Regions from separate parts of the Homo sapiens genome. Here all the other regions are linked to region 2. A link is a loop called in an ENCODE intact Hi-C map of the cell type or tissue named here. Cell type or tissue: dorsolateral prefrontal cortex. All regions are shown on one strand. Region 1 overlaps KLHL32 (kelch like family member 32). Region 2 has its middle 16 kb from the start of MIR2113. Region 3 has its middle 320 kb from the start of PNKY.

Region 1 (2,500 bases), 960 kb before region 2:
ATGAGTAATATAGAGCTTGAGAACCAGAGTATATTATAGTAATACATACTTGCTTATGGTCCAGTATAATGTCTCTATCTGTTCTCCCTGCTTATCTCCAGTGAAGTATTTTTTGAGTACAAAAGAAATGACAGCTATGGTTTTTGCTGACACTCATAGAAAAACAATGTCCATATTAGACATTCAGTGTTTTCTTCCCTTTACCCGCTCAGTGAGTATGGACTATGCAAAGCTATAGTTTAAGTACTGTTAACAGCATTTGTAAAAGGGAGTAATGATAGCTACTGTATGTTGAGCATCTACTATGTAGAAGGTACTTTATCTGCACTTTTGAGAATCCTTATCACAGATCTGGAATGCAGTGTCACTTTTCGCAATTTTTAGATGAGAAAATTAGACTTGAAAAGATTAACCACTTCCTGAGGCCATCCAGATGGGTCAGCTCCAAATCATGTGTTTTTCCTACAGCTCTAAACTAAAGACACCACCAGTGCCTTGTTCCCGCAGTTTACCACCCAGTGAAGGAGACAGGGAAACTATGAAATTAGGAACCTAAGTAAATATGCACAATTAGGTGTACTTATAATATTTCTAAATCATGAAGACTAAGATGGCAATGCACCTCATGGTGCATACGTATGCTAAAAGTAGCACACAGTTCTGAAAAGTTCAGGAAATAGCTTTTTCCCATCTTTTTAGGTTGCCATATTTATCTCCAGTGTAGCTAACATTTCTAGGCACGTACCTTTATTTAAATATTAAATAAATGTATTAATATTTAATAAATTATTTACATTGTAAAATATTTAAATATTTTTAGAGGAGCAGGAAAATCTATGTTTTTGCCATAAACTAAGAAATAAAAGCAATAAAATTTGAAATTTTAAAGATGTGGCATTTTTTCTTGCCTACCCACTGTATATCAATCAAAACTTGCTAGGTAGCCACTTTCTGAAGACAGAGAGGAAGATCTAAAGAACTAAAGATACTATCTGCACCTTTATGCACAGCTGGAGAGAGAAGAGTCAAACAAATGATACAAATAGCAAGTGCAATTAAAAGTCAGAGGAGGGAAAGTCCTCCAAGCTGGAGTGGCCTGCCTTTCCCTGGAGATGGAATCTGATCTGGGTTGTCCCGCAGAAGGGAAGGGCATTTATATTACAGAACTTCCCCTTTCTCACAAGCTTTTTAAAGTCTACTGAAGCAAACGATGTCTTTAAATCTTTCACAAATAATAATCATTTGTGACAAAAGAGTCTCAAAGTTCTGCTTATGGTATAAAGGAAAATTAATGTGAATTCATTTGATAATGTCTGATTTTTTTTTTTGGCAAACAGTTTGCACATTTATCTTTTTCTGATCATCACTAAAAACCAAGAGAAGTAAGCTTCTTTTTCAACATTCTGGGGAAAGGGGGAAAAATCTAACATATAGAAAACAAGGAGACCCAAGATTCACTGTGGAAGTCAGGCCTCATGTATCTGGCACCACAAGAGGGCATTCCATTTTATTTCCCAATTGTATGAAAAACCCAGTACCTAGATAGCATCGCAAGGGACTTTCTGAAGCTCAGATTAAGTACTTAAGAACACTTTTCTCAGTTAATTGTGGGAGAGCTGTTTATTTTGCCCAACTGTTAAGTTGTATCTATAACCAAGCTATTATTTCCTCTTTTCATGTAAAGTCATAGATGTGCCTCACAACTGTTTGCTTTTTTTTCATTCTTGATCCAACAAATACTTCTCTGTTGCAATCTATGAGAAAGACATTATGATTGACATTGTGCAGAATACAAAAAGCATACGATGCGAAATCTACTTTTTACTAGTTTACTAGGTACATTTTTAATAGTTTGAAGATAAGCTACATGCATGAATAGCTTAGTGACAAGCTTATGTGTATGTGATAGGAAACTTGAAGTGGGAGGCATTAGAATTCATTCAGTGATAAAGAGCCTTATACTTACCGTATCCTACTTGCTACTTGGTCCTTATAAGCAGCTGATACAATTTTTAAATTTCACTTTGACTTAACATTGTTAAAAATCAAACCATACTGATTTTTATGTAGAGTGGTTTCTCAGGCTGTTTGGAATAGATTTGGGAGTGGTTTTAAAAAGAGAATTTCTTGACTTACAGAGCCAAGGATGGCCTTTCATTTAGAGAAATTTTCAAATTGTGATATAAAATCAACATTTTATATAAGAACTTCATGTATGCTACTACATCATGGGCATAGAACCACTATGTCTCCTGCCTATCTTTATCTATAGTAAAGTATCGACATGGGGTAATTTAGGTGACATTTCGAAGGAGAGTTGTCTAAGTGAAGTGCATCAATAATTGGAAATGAAAGATTATAATTACATTGATGAAACAAAGCATTGTTAAAATAGCCACATCTGTTGAGTGTTATTACCCGGAAAAATCTGTAATCCTATTCAATTTGGACATCTTAGAGGGGGAAAACTTGGGAAATCAAAATGAAATTACTCTTGTTT
Region 2 (2,500 bases):
TTTTTTAAGACTAATTCATCCAAAATAAAGTTTACCAAGTTATGTAATATTTCTCCTTGAGCTAACTCTTCACCCTCTCATACCCAGGGGTATAAAGGAAAGAAAGCAGAAAGGGGGAAGTCTAATTTTTTAAAAAAGATGTATTGCATTGTTGTGAACAAATGTTATCAGTGCTGCTCTCATACTCAGGGAGTGTGTGTGTGTATGCTTCCTGTAGGTCTTCCCCAAGGGAGTGCTGAGGCAAAAGGCAGAAAGCTGCTGAGGACAGAGTGCTCCAAAGATCCCACTCCACCTCAGCCCTGCCTTCTGCCACTGCTGACCTTTTAGGCACAGCGGTGAGCCCTGTGCCCTGCAAGGACCTTTCAGATTAGGTAGGTGAGGGTCTTTGGGAATAAATCTTGAGCAGATAGAATTTGCAGCCTGCAGATATAACCATCTACGTTCGTCATCTGAAGGCTGTCAATGCGTATCACCGAGGAAAAAGAAGAAAAAAAGGCTTACTTTGCAAAACTTCTATAAAGGAAAATGTGTGCAATGGAAAGTACTTGGAGTGATGTGCCCATTATGCATTCTGGAATCAGGCATTATGCAAAAGGATACATCTCCTGCATGCCTTGTCCTTTCACATGGGTCTCAGAGTAGCCCTGAGGATGAGAGCGTCCTTGGAATCTATTTATCTAATGAGTTGGCCATCCTAAATATTTACCATAACAATATGGCAAGCATTGCAGGGGTTAACTCACTTCCTATTAGCCTTTTCTCAGCACTTTCCTCTTTGTTGGGGTGAATTTATTTGTGTAATCTGAAGAATGTGTCGACTCTGCTCTGGACACATTGGCTCTGGACCACACCCAGAGGGAGCATGTAGAAAGGATCTATGTTAGGTGATACCCTGAGAGTGGAGATTTGTAGCTTAAATGAACATTATTTCTGCCAAATCATTTCAAATATGTTGTTTAGTTAAGTTCTCTTCCCTTTTACTTCTTTTCTGTGGATGCATGGTGTCATTTTATCTCCACCCAGGAACTTGTGTCAACAGCTCCCTCCTCGGACCATTCACTAGAGTTGCAATGTCACCATGTCAGAATCTTGCTTTTGTTTTTGTTTTGTTTTATTTTTAAATCTGGAATGTTTTTTACTACTGTCCATTTGCCTTTCACTTTGATGTCTGTGATTAGCTAAGCTCTCTACTAATTCAGACTGAGTACACACAATCAGCAGTCCCATGTGCCTGGATTGGCATATCAATTCCCTTCTGCTCCCCTTGGCTGGTTGGGCTCTCTTTGTTACTAATTTAGTACTCAGTTTCTTATGTTCTTTAAGAGCAGAACTATCAAACTTTATTTTCTCTAAAACTTGATTATATTAATAATACAGAAGACTCATATTAGTGTGTGTGTATCTTTAATTTTTTATTTTGTTGTCAGTTTGTTTGTTTTTTAAACGTTTAGAAGCAGAGTTGAGTATTTCCTATTAAAAACCTGTTGCGCCTATTGGTGTAAACTCTTTAAGTCTGACCCTGATTGTAAGATTATCTGATGACAAAGTATGGACATGCCTCCTACACTGAGCCTTTAGCAGAATGGTTTCAAGATTGTTTTCATTTATTGCCTGTTGAGAAAAGCCGCAGGAAAATGTCAAAGTAGTACTCAATGACATGTTATACTAGTTTTAAGCAAAGGGGTAATTTTTAGTTTTTTATTGTTGGTGCAATTGCCTGTGTATGTTTTTCTTTATGCTGTCTTTACATCATATAGCTTTATTTTCTCCTTCTGTATGTTTGTGGCCCTTTGATTGCCAAATCTTTTCTTGCTTTGTGATTTGGATGAAATCCATTGCTTATCTGTTAGGGTTCTCTCATCAGGTTTTCTTTAAGCCTTGGGATTTTTCCTCATTTCCTTTGTCCCAAAACATGAATCAGAATGGGAGTGTCTCTGCAGGAGGGGAGGGAGAGGAGACTGGGCTGAGTGGAAGAAAAATCTGCTTTCAGAAAAGATGCTGTTTCTTGAGGGGGTCAGACCTGAGGGAAAGTATTGAAAGTCTAGCAAACTCAAGAATCTTTTTCTCCCTTCCCCCAGCTCCAACCCCTAACACAGGGGAGATTCAATACTGACTGTCATGTTATCCACTGGAGAATTTTACTAATAAAATTGTATCCCTGCTCTATTCAGGGTAAGTTTACATGTTGTCACAATGATATACTTCATTCTGATTTTATTATTAAGCTGTCTCAGCAATTCATTTGAAATATAGTCATCACGTTTGAAAACTAACAAAGTTTTAATGGAAGGTAGTGAAATTTTTATACAAAATAGATTTCTTCCATGACGGATTGTTATTAGCTTGGAATACTCAGTGACAAATCAGGTAGTGTAATACTAAGACACATTTAACAGCCTTTATGGTTTTCATGAGTACAGCTTAAATTATTGTCTTTCGCATTACATTCTAAATATAGAAATAATATAGAAGATATGTATGGTTTATCAAGTGATGACCA
Region 3 (2,500 bases), 470 kb after region 2:
ATCTATACAACAAACCTGCACATATGCACCCTGAATTTTAAAATAGATGTTGAAATTATATTTAAAAATATTTCTAACTAACCCCAAAATAATTGATTTCTTTTAAACAAACACCAGAGGCTTCTAAAGAATATTTTTGCCTACATTTTCTTTGGTCATTTTAAACAAATTTGAGCATGCACCCCTATTTTATAATAAAGGGATTTTTGCCCTCGTTTCAAGAAAAATGTGAATCTTGGTACTTAGGAGGGAATGAGGCCTATCACTGTATCTTGATAATGCTAATCAACAATGCAGGAGAGGAAAATAACAGCCTGGATGAGCAGACTACACAGAGTGAGTGGGAAGCTGATGAGGCTTATTGCTTTCAAATGTCGACCCTATTTATAATGAACACTCAGAAAAACAGGACCACGTTCCCTTTGCACACAACTGTGGCAAAGCTGTACTCTCCTGTTTCTCACAATGAGATTTTTTAAACGACGCCGTTGATCTTCTTGGGAATCAAATGATTCAGACAAATGTCTAGAATGGGCTTTGAAAGGCATCTTGGGAAGAAGTGTCCCTAAACCCTCGTGGATAAGGATCTATTCCATTTTCAAATCCCAGGAGTAAATGTGCTTGGCACACCCTCTTTCAGATACTTAACCAATCTTGCCCTTGTTATTATGGCGTGCTTTGAGAAGAGATGAGGAGCAGGCCTGGCCTGGTGGAAACCCTGTCAGATATGTTCATTAGTGCCCTTTTTCATTTCCCCCACATTAGGTTCAGCCTGCAAGCCCAATAGTCCCTACTCCTTTCCCTGGCCCACAGCCAAGAAGAAAGCCTAATGGCTGGAGGGACAAGGTGTTTGGGTTCTGATACCACTAGCAAAGCTTGATTGCTCTGTGTAGTCACTGCAGTCAGACTGGTGTGTATTTCCTCATCAAAGAGGAACTCTGATGCTTTACACCGTAATTTGTATAATTAATCTTCTGAGTTTTTTTGAAATTGCATTTTTGTTGTTGTTGCTGTTGTTAATAAATGCCACAGTGTTATCAATCCACATTTAGTACCAAGAGGAAATAACAATGCACATGAAAGTGAAATTGCAAACCTAGCTCCACCAAAGGTGTCACTCATGAATGATGGGTAAAATGCTGCCATCTTTTGGTTATTGACAAGAGTGAATGGGGGTGGAAAAGTGAGGGGTGAAAAATAGAGTTTGTTATTCTAAATGCAAATTCTCCAGGTTGCTGAGACCTTATTAAAAAAGCTCGGAGAAACATCCTTTAGAATTTCCAGAATTTTTCTTTTTTATTCACAGAAGTTTCTGCTGCTTCATAGACTGTGCAACAAAGGGTTTGTTCCTCTAGCTGCAAGGACTTGTCTGTGGAGTCCAGTAAGTAGAACTGGGTGCAATAATACAGTAGAGGGCTTGTTAGCTCTAGTAAAGAACAAGTGGAATCAGGTTGGTGTAAACAGTCACTTCACTATGACTGTGGTACACTCTTCCTGCCTCAGGAATACTTGAGAGCACCTTGCATTATGTTGCATTGAAATCCATGTTTCCCAGGGTAATGAATTATGTACCATTTGTACTCCAGCCTCTTTTGAGCACTCAGCTCTAAATGTTTGCATCAGTGCCAGTGAGTGTAAGGTGATCTCATTAGGGCAAGAGAGGTGGAATATATATTAGTAGACACAGTATAATTCCCCAATAGCTTAATGTCAATTTACGATTAAAATGCAACTCCACATGCCATTTCTTGAGAAAACTACAAAGCTACAATTTTATTACATAGTCCAAAAGGAAAAGTCCCCAAGTGCATGAACTGGCCCAGTCAACATCTTGCTACAAGACCAGCCCTCCTCATGCATGCAGCTGCTCTGAGGTGGGAAGTAACAGAAGCCCTCGGGTGGTGTGAATTCTGCCGTCATACACCTGCTACATCAATTAAACCTGTCGTCCTCTTTTGGTGGCTAGTTCTGAGAAACTGACGGTTCATACCTTGCTTTTTCAGAAACTATCATGGTAGGCATTTCCCAGTTGAATGTTCTCTATTCGGCAGTCTCACTTGAGACATTTACTAATTTATGATCAGTTTTGTTTATTAAATAATTCAAAGGAGTTGAAAATAGTTTATACTCTTTCCCATTTGGAGGCTGAAAATGGGCTTCCAGGATGCGCTGAGGCCAGGCTGCCTTCTAGAATTTAACATTGAGCTTACTTCTACTGCAGGATTGGATTATCTAGTGATATTTGCTATGAAATCCATGGAATTCGAGGTTTTTGTACTTTAAATGAACAAACTGGGTTGTATGCTATTACCTAAGAATAGGTGTTGTCAAGTCAACCATTTAAATTGTTTTGGGTATATACTATGAATCTGTCTTCACCCCTTGGAGAAGAGGTGTGGTGCACATCCTAAACATCTGTAATCTGGCAACAAGAAGAGAGAGTGTTTTATTTTTATCTATAGGCTCTCTGTAATATGTATGTGTATCTGTGTGAACATGC

The links. Peaks named below come from ENCODE experiments on the same cell type or tissue, not always from the same donor. Only the 100,000 strongest peaks of a DNase experiment are listed, where the experiment ranks them.
Region 1: it touches region 2 in a loop (5-fold over the local background); 3 of 110 quality-filtered maps call a loop at or near these places.
Region 3: a loop joins it to region 2, with 2.7 times the contacts of the local background. A loop is called at or near these places in 3 of 110 quality-filtered maps.

Annotation. Positions count from the first base shown.
Region 1 is chr6:97,076,077-97,078,576 of GRCh38, forward strand. The region is part of intron 5 of KLHL32 (kelch like family member 32); the gene reads left to right. Among named protein-coding and RNA genes, the nearest start is that of KLHL32, 150 kb to the left of the region's middle. In dorsolateral prefrontal cortex, CTCF peaks have their summits at 1,553 and 1,761; no DNase peak of the experiment used is centred here.
Region 2 is chr6:98,039,341-98,041,840 of GRCh38, forward strand. No RefSeq gene overlaps it. Among named protein-coding and RNA genes, the nearest start is that of MIR2113, 16 kb to the left of the region's middle. RefSeq lists enhancers at 1-634, 635-1,432. In dorsolateral prefrontal cortex, CTCF peaks have their summits at 1,078 and 1,288; no DNase peak of the experiment used is centred here; H3K4me3 peaks cover 585 bases; H3K27ac peaks cover 480 bases.
Region 3 is chr6:98,513,388-98,515,887 of GRCh38, forward strand. No RefSeq gene overlaps it. Among named protein-coding and RNA genes, the nearest start is that of PNKY, 320 kb to the right of the region's middle. In dorsolateral prefrontal cortex, a CTCF peak has its summit at 1,113 (motif pointing left); no DNase peak of the experiment used is centred here.